Regions from separate parts of the Mus musculus genome. Here region 2 is linked to region 1. A link is a loop called in an ENCODE intact Hi-C map of the cell type or tissue named here. Cell type or tissue: heart. All regions are shown on one strand. Links, peaks and the distances in the headings refer to the core of each region. The heading gives the core; the rest is flanking DNA.

Region 1 (6,264 bases), core at 757-5,756:
CAGGTTGAGTCCATTTCTGAGTTTTTGGACTGCCTTTTGGAGTTTGGGAAATTGAAGTCTCCTTTGGACCTAGCAATAGGTAAAGGTTATTTAAAATAACCCTTTCTTTTATTAATTTATTAAGCTTATTTTCTTAAAAGTTTAGGTATCAAAACCCAGGGCCCTGAGCATGCATCATCTTGAAAATGTTGTATATTACATACTATATATTATATAATTCTATATATTACATATTATATATTTCACAGTACATATTTCATATATTATATCATGAATTAATATATATCCATATATATTTTAAGTGAATAAGTTATATTATATAATGTATGACATATATCATAAAACTTGTATATGTTAAATGTTATATGTAAATATATAATGTATTAATACATATATATATAATATAAGCATGATCTCATACTTGGTATTGCAGGATGTAAAATGGACAAAAAGGCTGTATATTCATCCCAGAGTGTGTTTATTACAGTGAGTTCAAATCCTTGTTCCCTCCATGATGGAAGGACTTCAAGAAAGCCCTATGTTTGTGCCTAGACTTTTGTCACAAGAATATATGTTCCTAACAGAGGGGAATGGTAGAGTCCCTATTCTATGCAAGACCCCAGGCACAAGCCCTAGAACCACAAAACCAAAATTTCAAAACTCATAATTTTATTCTTCAAAAATATTATACAATGTATTTTCATCACATTCATCCCTCCTCCACCTGCCTTCCTTCCTCTTCTCTCTGTCTAAAAACAAGCAAATTAATCATCAAGTCCAGTTTGTATTGTCTGACTACTCTAATATGGGTTCTGCCCTGCAGTGGTTGCGATATCAAGTATCGCTTCATTGAAGAAAACCCCAGTTTCCCTCTCCCAGCAACAACTGAGTGTCAGTAACTCAGCGGCTAGGGCTGAGATTTAAGTTTATGAATTATTTATCAGTTGGACATTTGGGTTGTTTCTACCTTGTTACCATTAGGAATAACATCATGACGACAGGGTCTCACATCCTTTGGACTTACATCTGAAAGTATAATTCCCCAATCGCCATGATCTTCCTATTTTACACTCCTTAGATCTGCCCTGCTGTTTTCCAAGATGGTTGGCTCATCTTCTATCCACAAAAGCAGTATCTGAGGGATGTAATTTCTCCACATTTCACCAGTACTCATTCTTCTTCAAGACAGTCATTTTTGTTCTTGGATGATGTGTATATCTTCATAATAATGTATTAAAACACTCGCTCTCTCACTCCCTCTCCCCATCTCCCCACGAGCACTTTGGTGTTCCATTCAGCATCCTGTGGGCTAACATCTTCAGGCGACGTGGAGACGCGGAAGCAGTAGCTCTACTCCAACATATGGACCCCACCTTACTTATGAGGATCTTCTAACTATCCTGAACCAGGATGCCCGCGCATGTGTTGGGAGTGGCTTTCCTGATTGACAGCTTTTACCCCAGGCTTTGTTTCTGTTTCTGATTTAGCACGGAGACTCCACGGCATCAGCATCTTCGTCCTGGTGTTCACCAGCCCCTGCCCTGGCCTCTTCTCAGCCTGAAGAGAGAAAGATAAAGACATTGCCCCCCTTCTGCAAACTGCTCTATTCCTCTCTGACCTCCTCTCTCTCAAGTCCCTGGAGTTTGCTGACCAGTTTGGTAGTAGCTTTATACTCCTGCATAAATTTTCCCTCTTTCTTGGCCATTTTTGGTCATCCTGTCATCTTTTTTTCTTGTTTGCTGGTCTTTGTCTGCTTGTTTGCATGTTTTGGGGAATGATGTAATGGTTTCCACTATTTTCTGTTTGTCTTTTTATTTAATTTTATTTTATTTTTACGGAGAGATGTTATTATCCAGCTGTTCTCTACCATCATTTAAAAATCTTTTAAAAGCAGATTTACTTAGTATTAATTGTGTGTGCACTAACTGCTGAGCTATCTCTCCAGCACTCATAGCACCTTTTCAATAATGTTAGCAATACCTGCAGATATTCTGTTCCCTCTCAAGACATGCCCAATGGTTCGCGCATCGCTCACCCATTGTGTACCTCACTTATGTTAGGCACCGCTCTTCAACCTTACTGTTTTCACAGAACAGAAACTATGTTACACGTCAGCATGTGTTCACGTCCCACTTTATTATTTTTATAAGAAAACAATGGATTTATAGAAGGTAATTTCAATACCTCGAATTCAAGAACGTGGAGTAAACTTTTCTAGATTATCAGGTCAATGGACCAGGTGTTATGGACCCTCCTTCAGAGGCTCAGGCTTTGAATACTCATTTCCTAACTTGCAGCACTGTTTTGAAGGCTGTGTAGATTTTAGGCTGTGTAACCTAGCTGGCAAAAAGTAGGTGACCAGGGGTCTGTCTTTGAAGGACATACCTGGCTCTGGTTCTAGGCTCTGCTCTCTGCCTCCTGTTTGTACCATGTTAAGAGTCACTGCCTCATACTCCTGCCTCTAAGCAGGCAGCTACTCCTGATGCTACATCTTCCTCACCACGGTGGACTGAAACTTCTGTGGAACCAGGAGCCAAAGCAGGTCTGACCTTCCCGAAGTTGCTGCTGTTAGGTGTTCAGTCACAGTGAGAATAAAAGTAATGTAGAACTGGTACAGAAGAAATGGGGCCACTGGTGGGATGACGGAACCTTGTGTTTGACTTTGGAGTTGGGTTACAGTAGAAACTTGAAAGAGTCTAGAGCTGTGGGCTGTTCCTCCACCTCCACTGCTGTCAAAATCTTGCCACTCAAGGAAGTGGGCCTATCTATAGGAAGTGACTAGTCGTGGGGGCTGAACCCTCATGGATTACAGGAGCTCTAGGGGGACCCTGTTTATGAATAGGATGTGATGACCCAGAAAGACAGTGCCAAGATGAAAGGGGTCCTCAGTGTCTCTAACTCCACCAGCACTTGGATATTAGACTTCCCAACCTCCAGCCCAGCGGACACAGAACCTGAAAGTCACACTCAAACCTGGCACCTGGTTGCCAGCAGGGTTTCGGGGGCTGTGACGCATGGAGCCTCCTCTAGGAGCCTCTGCAAGTACGGGTCTTTCTGTGGGTCCCTTCGGGGCTCATGCATGAGTTCACCACTGTGTTTCAAGACTCATTCTTTGTGAATCTGTTTAAACTGTACTTGAAAGGTTCTGTCTCAGAGCCCAGCGTGTAAGCTTCTGGGTATACTTCCAGCTAATGCCCCACTGCCCCCAAAAGCTACCCCTTCCTGCCAACTTTTTAGTATTTGGGGCATAAGTTCACTCAGGACCCCCTCTACGGAGTGTTGACATTCTCAGCTTTAAAACCTGCTGCTTATCTGAGACCTGGAGGCCACAGGGAGACCAACTGTACAGCATGTTGTTAATTCTTTCTTTCACTATCACGTTTAAGTCAGCAACACCCCCGAGGCACTTCCCTTGCTCCACCTCCGCCATTCAAAAGGGAAAGCCTACAGAGCTTTGTTCATAGTGCTAAGGAAGGGCAGGAAGACAGAGTTGGCGAAAGGGTTACCTCTTGCAAAAGAATATAAAAAGTTACTTTCTACACAAGAACACCTGCTTAACCGTCTCCCAGATAAGAGAAGTCAGCCGACTCTTGGAAAAGCCCACACAGCTGGAAACACTGCTAAACTCAAGCTTGGCAATTTCAGGAAACAGCATTGGAACGTAAGGGGCGCGCCCTCTAGTGGCCAGAACTGGAACTGCTCCCACCTACACCCATGTCTCTAATCAGAGATCCTGGAAGATGAACCATCCTTAAAGAGGCGCAAAACCAATTCTCAACAATAACAGAACTTCTGGGGGAACCATCATCCCTGACCGCAAGCTGTACTACAGAGCAATAGTGATACTGGTACAGAGACAGACAGGTTGATCATGGAATAGAATCGAAGACCCAGACATAAAACCACACACAGACACTCGATCTTTGGCAAAGAAGACAAAAATATACAATGGAAAAAAGAAAGAATCCTCAATAAATGGTCTAACTGGCAGTATGTAGAAAAAAATGAAAATAGATCCATATTTGTCACCTTGTACAAAGCTCAAGTCCAAGTGGATCAAGGAATTCAACATAAAACCAGATACACTGACTCTAATTGAAGAGAAAGTGGGAAAGAGCCTCCAACTCATTGGCATGGGGAAAGGGGGAGGATTTACAAAACAGAACTCCAATGACTCAGGCTCTAAGATCAAGAATTGATAGATGGGACCTCATGAAACTAGAAAGCTCTTTAAGGCAAAGGACACTGTCAGTGGGACAAATTGGCAACCTATAGATTAGGGAAAATTTTCTTCACTAACCCTACATCCGATAGAGGGCTAATATCCAAAACATATAAAGAACTCAAGTTTCCTCCAAACAGTTCTTGCTTATAGAGCTAAACAGAGAATTCACAACAGAGGAATCTCAAATGACTGAGAAGCACTTAAAGAAATGTTCAAAGTCCTTAGTCATCAGGGAAATGCAAATCAAAACGACCCTGAGATTCCACTTTATACCAATCAGAACGGCTAAGATCAAAAACTCAGGTGATAGCACATGTTGGAGAGGATGTGGAGAAAGAGGGACACTCCTCTATTGCTGGTGGGATTGCAAACTGGTACAACCACTCTGGAAATCAATCTGGAGGTTCCTCAGAAAATCAGAAATAGATCTATCTGAAGACCCAGCTATACCACTCTTGGTCATATACTCAAAAGATGCCCCACCATACCATAGGGGCATGATGCTTCAATCCTACTTGGGAGGGAGAAGAAAACAATCACAGGAGGCAAAAGGGGGGGACCTTGGTGGGAGGGAGGGAGGGAGGGAGGGAGGGACCTTGGTGAGAGAGGGGAGGGGAAGAGGGAGTGTAAAAGGGGAACATGATCAGGTGTGGGGTGGTGGGGACAGGAGAGAAGCCCTGAGAGCCAGAAGAATGGATGGAAATATGCAACCTGGGGGTGGGGAGATTGGGGAAACCTCTAGAAAGTAACCGAGTCCTGGGAGGTGAAAGACTCTCAGGACTCAAAGGGAGGGACCTTAGATGAAATGCCCAACTCATTGCATCTACCTCCAGTAGAAAGGCAGGGCATCAACTGGAGGGACGGGGTTGCCATCCCACAGTCAAAAACTCTGACCCAGAATTGTTCCTGTCTAAAAGAACTGCAGGAACAAAAATGAAGAGGAGACTGAGGGAAAGGCGGTCCAGTGACCAGTCCAAGTTGGGATCATCTCAAGGGGAGGCTCAAAGGCCTGACACTCTTACTGATGCTACGTTGTGCTCACAGACAGAAGCCTAGCATGGCTGTCCACTGAGAGGCCCAACAAGCAGCCGACCAAGACAGAAGCGAATACTTAGACCCAACCAAAGGACTGAAGTCGGGGACTTCTGTGGTTGAATTAGGGAAAGAATGGAAGAAGTTGAGAAGGGTGACCCCATAGGAAGACCATCAGTCTCAACTAACCCGAACCCCTGAGATCTCTCAGACACTGAGCCACCAACCAGGCAGCATACATGAGCTGGTTCACATATACAGCAGAGGACTGCCTGGTCTGGCCTCAGTGGGAGAAGATGCATCTAACTCTTGGGAGTTGAGGCTCCAGGGAGTGGGGAGCCCTGGTGGCAGGGAGGGCGGGGGGCGGCGGGGGGTGTGTGTCAGTGGGGCGTGGGAGGGGCATCTTCTTGGAGACAGGGGGAGGAGGAATGGGATGAGAAACTGTGGGCGGGCAGAGTGGGAGGGGGCAATGACTGGATCATACTTTAAGGCAGCCCACACTTAAATCATCTAAAGAAAGGCTTGCCCTCTGGGGTTTCTTTTTCCCTTGGAGACAGGCTTTGTCTCTGCATTCTAGCCTGGAACATACCACGTGGTGGTCCAGGTCATCTTCAAAATTCCTGCAACATACTCCCTGCCTCAGCTTCCTAAGTGCCAAGGAGACAGGCATGAGACGCCGCAGCTGGCTGTCCTGTGCGGTCAGTAGAAATATTCCCCAGAGGTACGCTATGGCTTCTGGATCTAGATGTTGGCTAGCAGTCTTGTGCAGATATTAAATGTAGGACTCAGTTTCAGAACCAACCCTGAGCAAGGCTCCCCTGGACTACACTGTTACTGTCTTTTCTCTTCCATAAAGGCCTACAACAGATCTGGGACCACTCAGAAAACACTTGTCACACAAGGAATTTTTTTTTTAACACTTCCAGTGTGTCTATGATCCAGAGTTCTCACCACCTACCTGTTGAAATGCAGGGATGTGTTGAAAACCAACCTTTTCCTTGTATAAG
Region 2 (6,264 bases), core at 842-5,841, 350 kb before region 1:
TAGCTGGGATGGGATCTTGCCCTGAAATTACTACTCCCTTAAACTGTTGATCTTGAGCACAGGATTTAGCTCCATTGCCCTACATGGTGCCAGTTTTCAATATACTTGAACCATATATTTTGTATTTTTCCTTTCTAAGCTTGCTACACATGATCAAAACTCTCTTTGTGAGAGTAAACCAGAGGACAAAGTCTATGCTGGGCTTTTCTGAGACTTCCTTTACCTTACTTAGCCTCTTTACTCTTTCCCCTGGCCTCAGGTAGACTCTTCAGACAAGGGCAAAAAGCAGCAACATTCTTCACCAAAACAGCATAAGAACAATCTCCACAGTTGAAAACACCCTCAGTATCAGTGTCTTCCATATTCCTCCTGGAATGGCTCACTGAGCACTTAATGCAACTCACTGCTTCCAAAGTCCCCAAATCCACATTCCTCCAAACAAAAATGTGTCAGGCCTATCACAGCAATTCCCAAGTCCCTGATATCAGCTTCTGACTTAGTTATGGTTTCCATTGGTATGAAGAGATGATGCCATGAGCATGGTGACTTACAAAGAACAGCCTTTAATTGGGGTTGGTTTACAGGTTCAGGAGTTCAGTCCATTATCATCAGGGCAGGGAAGCACAGCAGCATCCAGGCAGACGCGGGGCTGGAGGAACTGAGAGTTCTACATCTTGTTCCAAAGGCAAAAAGGAGATGACTGTCTTCAGGCAGCTAGAAAGAGGGTCTCAAAACCCACCCTCACAGTGACACACTTCCTCCAATAAGGCTGCACCTCCTAATAGTGCCATTCCCTGGGCCAAGCATCTTCAAACCACCACACCACTCACCCAACACTGATATCGAGAGACCAGATCCTGGGTTTAGACTCCATCTTAGAGAGCCTGACCTAAGGTTGAACTCGAGTTAACTAACAAGTCAGCATCTAGCATTACTCCTAGGTTACTCCCAAACAAGACCAGTTTCCAGGTTATTCTCTCTAACAAGCCTGCCCCTGGCACTTCCTTGTAGCCTTGTTGGAGGACATGTGTCACTGTAGGGCCAGGCTTTATGATCTCCTGTGCTCAAGCTATGCCCACTATGGCACACTCTCCTGTTGCCTGTAAATCAAGATGTAGAACTCTCAGCTCCTTCTCCAGCACCATGTTGCCTGCATGCTGCCATGTTTCTGCCATGGTGATAATGAACTAATCCCGTGGAACTATAAGCCAGCCCCAATTAAATGTTGTCCTTTATAAGAATTGCTGTGGTCGCAGCAATAAAACCCTAACTGAGGCACCATCTGAAAATTAAGTTACCACCATATTCGAAGACCATTCTTTCTATTTAGCTCTTCAAAGCCACTCTTGTCAAAATCAAGTGTCCAAACTCATGAAGCTCAGCTTTTGGACTAGACATTCTGTTCTATGGGTTTACTGGCATAATATCATACTGTCTTAATAATAATACATGCTTTATAAAAGAACACTCAAGCTTCACTTTTTCTCATATCTTTGGTTATTCTTGTTCTTTATAGTTTTTAAATATAAATCTTAGCTACATCTTATATCTAAAAACATTCTTTGGAGATAAGGAGGGGGATGGGGGTGGGTAGGTGGGTATGGGAATCAGGTGTAGGGAGAGCCAGGGAGAGGGCTGGGAGAGTGAAGGAAAATCAGGGTTGAGTGGGGTGGGGTAGGGCATTTCTAGGATGTGCCAGAGATGTGGGACAGGGGAGGCTCTAGGGAGTCTATGAGAGTGACTCTAGCTGAGAATCCTAGTTAGTGGTGAGGGATATGGAACCTGAAGTGGCTGCCTCCTGTGTCCTTCCAGTGGAGGGATAAGGACACCAAGCCACCCACAAAATCTTCCACCCAAAATTTGTCCTGCCTACAAGAAATTCAGGGACCAAGATGGAGTAGAGACTGAGGGAATAGCCAACCAATAACTGACCCAACTTGAGACTCATCCCCTGGGCCAGAACCAATCCAGGACACTATCAACAATACTTGCAGTCAGGAGCCTAGCATAACTGTCCTCTGAGAGGCTCCACTCAGAAGCTGACTAAACATTAGACAGAGCTCAAGGAGTCTTCTGGAAGGACTGAGGGATCTAGAGATAGAGATTCCATAGAAGTCCAATAGAGTCAACTAACCTGGACCCTTGGGTCTCCCAAAGACTGAACAAAGAGCAGACATGGCCTGGACCTAGGCCTTCCGTACATTATGTAGCAGGTGTGCAGCTTGGTCTTCGTGTGGCTCTTCCAACAACTGAGCAGGGGTTGTCCTTGACTCTGTTGCTGCTGGTGGTTCCTGTTCCCCTAACTGGTCTGGCCTTAGTGGGAGAGGACGTGCCTAGTCCTGTGGTGACTTGATGTGCTAGGCGGGGCTGTTGATACCTGGGGGGGGGGGGTGAGGATGGGGGCTCCCCTTCTCAGAGAGGAAGGGGGAATGGGAGGAGGGGCTTTATGAAGGGGGGACTGTGATCAGGATATAAAGTGAATAAATAATTAATAGAAAAAAAAAGAAATGCCTTCTAAAGTGTTTGAGACACTATTATAGTGGACATTATTTCAGAAAATTACTCTCACATTGTTCAGGAAAATATTTTTATGTCATATAACTTTTCTATAATTTTGTCTTGTGATTGTTTAAAAATTACACAAAACAAAACTAACGAATCCCCTCCTCCCCCACACAAATATCCCAAACTATCAACATGATTCCAACTTTCCTTACTTCCAGAATGAACCACTAGGTGGAGTCCTTGGACTAGAGAGCTGTTTTTGTTTTTTGTTTTCTTTTTCCAATTTTTTATTAGGTATTTTCTTCATTTACATTTCAAATGCTATCCCGAAAGTCCCCTATACCCTTCCCCCACCCTGCTCCTCTACCCACCCACTCCCACTTCCTGGCCCTGGTGTTCCCCTGTACTGGGGCATATAAAGTTTGCTAGACCAAGGGGCCTCTTTTCCCAATGATGGCCAACTAGGCTATCTTCTACTACATATGCAGCTAGAGACACGAGCTCTGCAGGTACTGTTTAGTTCATAATGTTGTTCCACCTATAGGGTTGCAGACCCCTTCAGCTCCTTGGGTACTTTCTCTAGCTCCTCCATTGGGGGTCCTGTGTTCTGTCCAATAGCTGACTGTGAGCATCCACTTCTGTGCTTGCCAGGCACTGGCCTAGCCTCACACGAGACTGCTATATCAGGGTCCTTTCAGCAAAATCTTGCTGGTTTTTTTAAGCGCTAGAAATACCTTTAAGTTGGGTAGGTAGATATGAGGAGGTGGGGGGAGGCAGAGGGATCTGAGAGGAGGTGAGGAACAGGAAAGAATATAAAAATATACCATATAAAATTCTCAAAAAGTAAATTTAAAAGAAAGATGTAGGAATATTTTTCTACTATAAAAAGGGGAGCCAGGCATGGTGGCACACGCCTTTAATCCCAGCACTTGGGAGGCAGAGGCAGGTGAATTTCTGAGTTCGAGGCCAGCCTGGTCTACAAAGTGAGTTCCAGGACAGCTGGAGCTACAGAGAGAAACCCTGTCTCAAAAAAAACAAAAAAAACAAAAACAAAAAAAAAAAAAAGGGGGGGGGGGAACTGTGGCAAGCCCTTTGGGTATCTCAGAAGAGTAGGACACTGGACACAGAGTTATTTACAGGGTTAGAACTTGGCCTGGCTTTGCCTTGCTTGTGACTGTGCTCTGGTTCTTTCTTTTCAAATAAGAAAGTATTTATTTTTTATTTTATAGGAGCTCACAGTTGAGAGTATTGATCTTTTACAAGAGACTTGAATTTTTAAAGAGACTAGACATTTTTTAAAGGATTATTTATTTATTTATTTAATGTATATTAGTACACTGTACCTGTCTTCAGACACAGCAAAAGAAGGCATCAGATCCCATTACAGATGGTTGTGAGCCACCATGTGGTTGCTGGGAATTGAACACAGGACCTTTGGAAAGGCAGTCAGTGCTCTTAACCACTGAGCCAGCTCTCCAGCCCCGCGACTGAATTTTTAAAGTGTTTGAATTTATAAAGACTTTGGGACTTTTAGAGTTTTCGATATGTTTTATATTGTAATATCTTGGAGATAACAAGAAAGGAAGTGTTATGCTTACTAAGCTATTGATATGTTTATGTGTCAAGTTGATAAGGAATCAGTTGTGCCTGCTAACTTTGACACAGCTAGAGTCATCTGAGAGGAGGGAACCTCAATTGAGGAAATTCTTCCATAAGATCTGGCTGTAGCTAAGCCTGTTGGTCATTTTCTCAATTAATGATTGATGCAGGAGGACACAATCTATTGTGGGCGGGGGCACCTCTGGACTGGTGGTCCTGTATTCTCTAAAAATTCCAGTTGAACAAGCAAAGAGAAAGCCAGTAAATAGCAATTCTCCAGGGCCTCTGAGTCAGATCCTGCTGCAGAGTCGTACCCTGATTGAGTTCTTGCCCTGGCTTCCTTGGGTGATCAAGAGTGATGAGGAAGTGTAGACAAAATAAACCTGTTGCTCCTCAAGTTGCTTGGCCATGGTGTTTCATGACCATTAGTCACCCTAACTAAAACAGAAATTGTTACCAGGAGTAGGGTGGGTTGCTCTAGCAAACAAATGAGTGACATCAAACCATAAGTAGGTTCTAATAGCCTTATGATGTTTCAAACATTTTTCTTTTTAATTTCATTTACGGTTGCTAAGTTTTCTCAGTCTGAGCACACTGACATTTTAGACTGCATACTTCTTGGCTGTCAAGCCTTTGTGCACACTGTAGGGAGTGTAGTAGCATCCCTGTCTTCTACTCCATAGATGGGAATGACACCCTCCAGCTGTCAAAAACATTTGCAGACATTGTTGAGGATCCCCTGAAAAAGCAAATGAACCTAGTTGAGAACTTTTCTTTTAGGTAATAAGACATTCTTGGCTGTTGCCACTTTGGTTCTTATAGGAACAGGAATCCTATAATAATAGGCTCCATAGGAATGGTAAGAAATGTCTAGTTACTCTTAGTGTGGATATTCTATGTGGTGGTTTAAATGAGAATGGCCTCTATAGGCTCAGATGTTTGAATGCTTGGTCCCCAGTTAATAGAACTTTTTGGGGAGGATTAGGAGACATGGCTTGGCTGGAGGAGGCATGTCACGGGTGTGGGCTTTGAGGTTTCAAAAGCCCATGCTTTCTGTCTCTGTCTCTTTCTCTCTCTGTCTGTCTCTGTCTCTCTGTCTCCCCCTCCCCCGACTCTCTCTCTCTCTCTCTCTCTCTCTCTCTCTCTCTCTCTCGCTCTTGCTCTCGCTGTCTATATAAATCAAGACATAAGCTCTTAACTGCTGCTCAAGTACCATGATTGCATGCTTCCCACTGTGATGATAATAGACTAACCCTCTGAAACCGAAACCGTAAGCAAGATCCCAGTTAACCAACCACTCTATACTATAAGCTGCCTTGGTCGTGATGTCTCTTCAAATCAATGGAACAGTAACTAAGGCAGAAGTTGGTACCAGGAGTGGGGTATTACTATGACAGGCCTGACTATGCTTTTATTTGAAGGAATGTGGAAGACTTTGGACTTTGGACTAGAAAAATGGTTGAACGCTAAGTGGGACTTAATGAGCCATCACAGTAGTATTGAAGATGATCATGCTGAGAGCAATGTAGACTATGGAGGCTTAGCTCAAGAGGTTTCAGAAGGAAATAATATTAGAGACTATTCTTGTGATATTTGGGCAACGAATGTGACTGCTTGTTGGAAAAAAAAAATCTACCAGAGGATAAAATTGAAGTGTTTTTGAATAATGTTAGAAAAGGACATTTTAAGACAATGTAATTCTGACTTTGTCACATCGTTACCAGTGAATACTCTGATGCAGATCTATAGTGAAAAAGAGCAAGTGGAACAACAAGAAATACAAAATGTACAGTTTGAGGAAGGAGAAAAATAGTAGCAAGGAAATGTAATGTTGGAGCCAAGTCTTTTGCTCAAGGAGATGAGAAGTTTAAGAAAGAAATAGCCACTTACCCCTTTACAATCTCACTCCAATAACCCTGCCTTGTCTATGTTGGTGGTGGACTGCTATGGGCGGTTGGTCTGTCCCCTTTTTAAGAGCTATACTCACTCCTTTCCGCTGTCACAGAGCTTCCATGGCTATGCTATTGTACAAGCAGTTCTTGTGGCCATCACTGTGCAAGACAGGCTCAGCAGAGTCCCAGGGAAGCAGAGCCAAGAAACAGCCAGGAAGTTAGTTTGGGGTCTGGACTAACACCAGCCACACTTGGGAGATAGATGACA

The links. Hi-C counts contacts between places; a loop is a spot of excess contacts. Peaks named below come from ENCODE experiments on the same cell type or tissue, not always from the same donor. Only the 100,000 strongest peaks of a DNase experiment are listed, where the experiment ranks them.
Region 2: it touches region 1 in a loop (9-fold over the local background); 36 of 42 quality-filtered maps call a loop at or near these places.

What each region holds. Positions count from the first base shown.
Region 1 is chr7:65,702,322-65,708,585 of GRCm38, reverse strand. No RefSeq gene overlaps it. Among named protein-coding and RNA genes, the nearest start is that of Gm33234, 12 kb to the right of the region's middle. In heart, for the core only: a CTCF peak has its summit at 3,686 (motif pointing left); a DNase peak (open chromatin) is centred at 3,685; H3K4me3 peaks cover 704 bases; H3K27ac peaks cover 708 bases; H3K27me3 peaks cover 377 bases.
Region 2 is chr7:66,052,019-66,058,282 of GRCm38, reverse strand. No RefSeq gene overlaps it. Among named protein-coding and RNA genes, the nearest start is that of Snrpa1, 5.2 kb to the left of the region's middle. In heart, for the core only: a CTCF peak has its summit at 2,719 (motif pointing right); no DNase peak of the experiment used is centred there; H3K27me3 peaks cover 788 bases.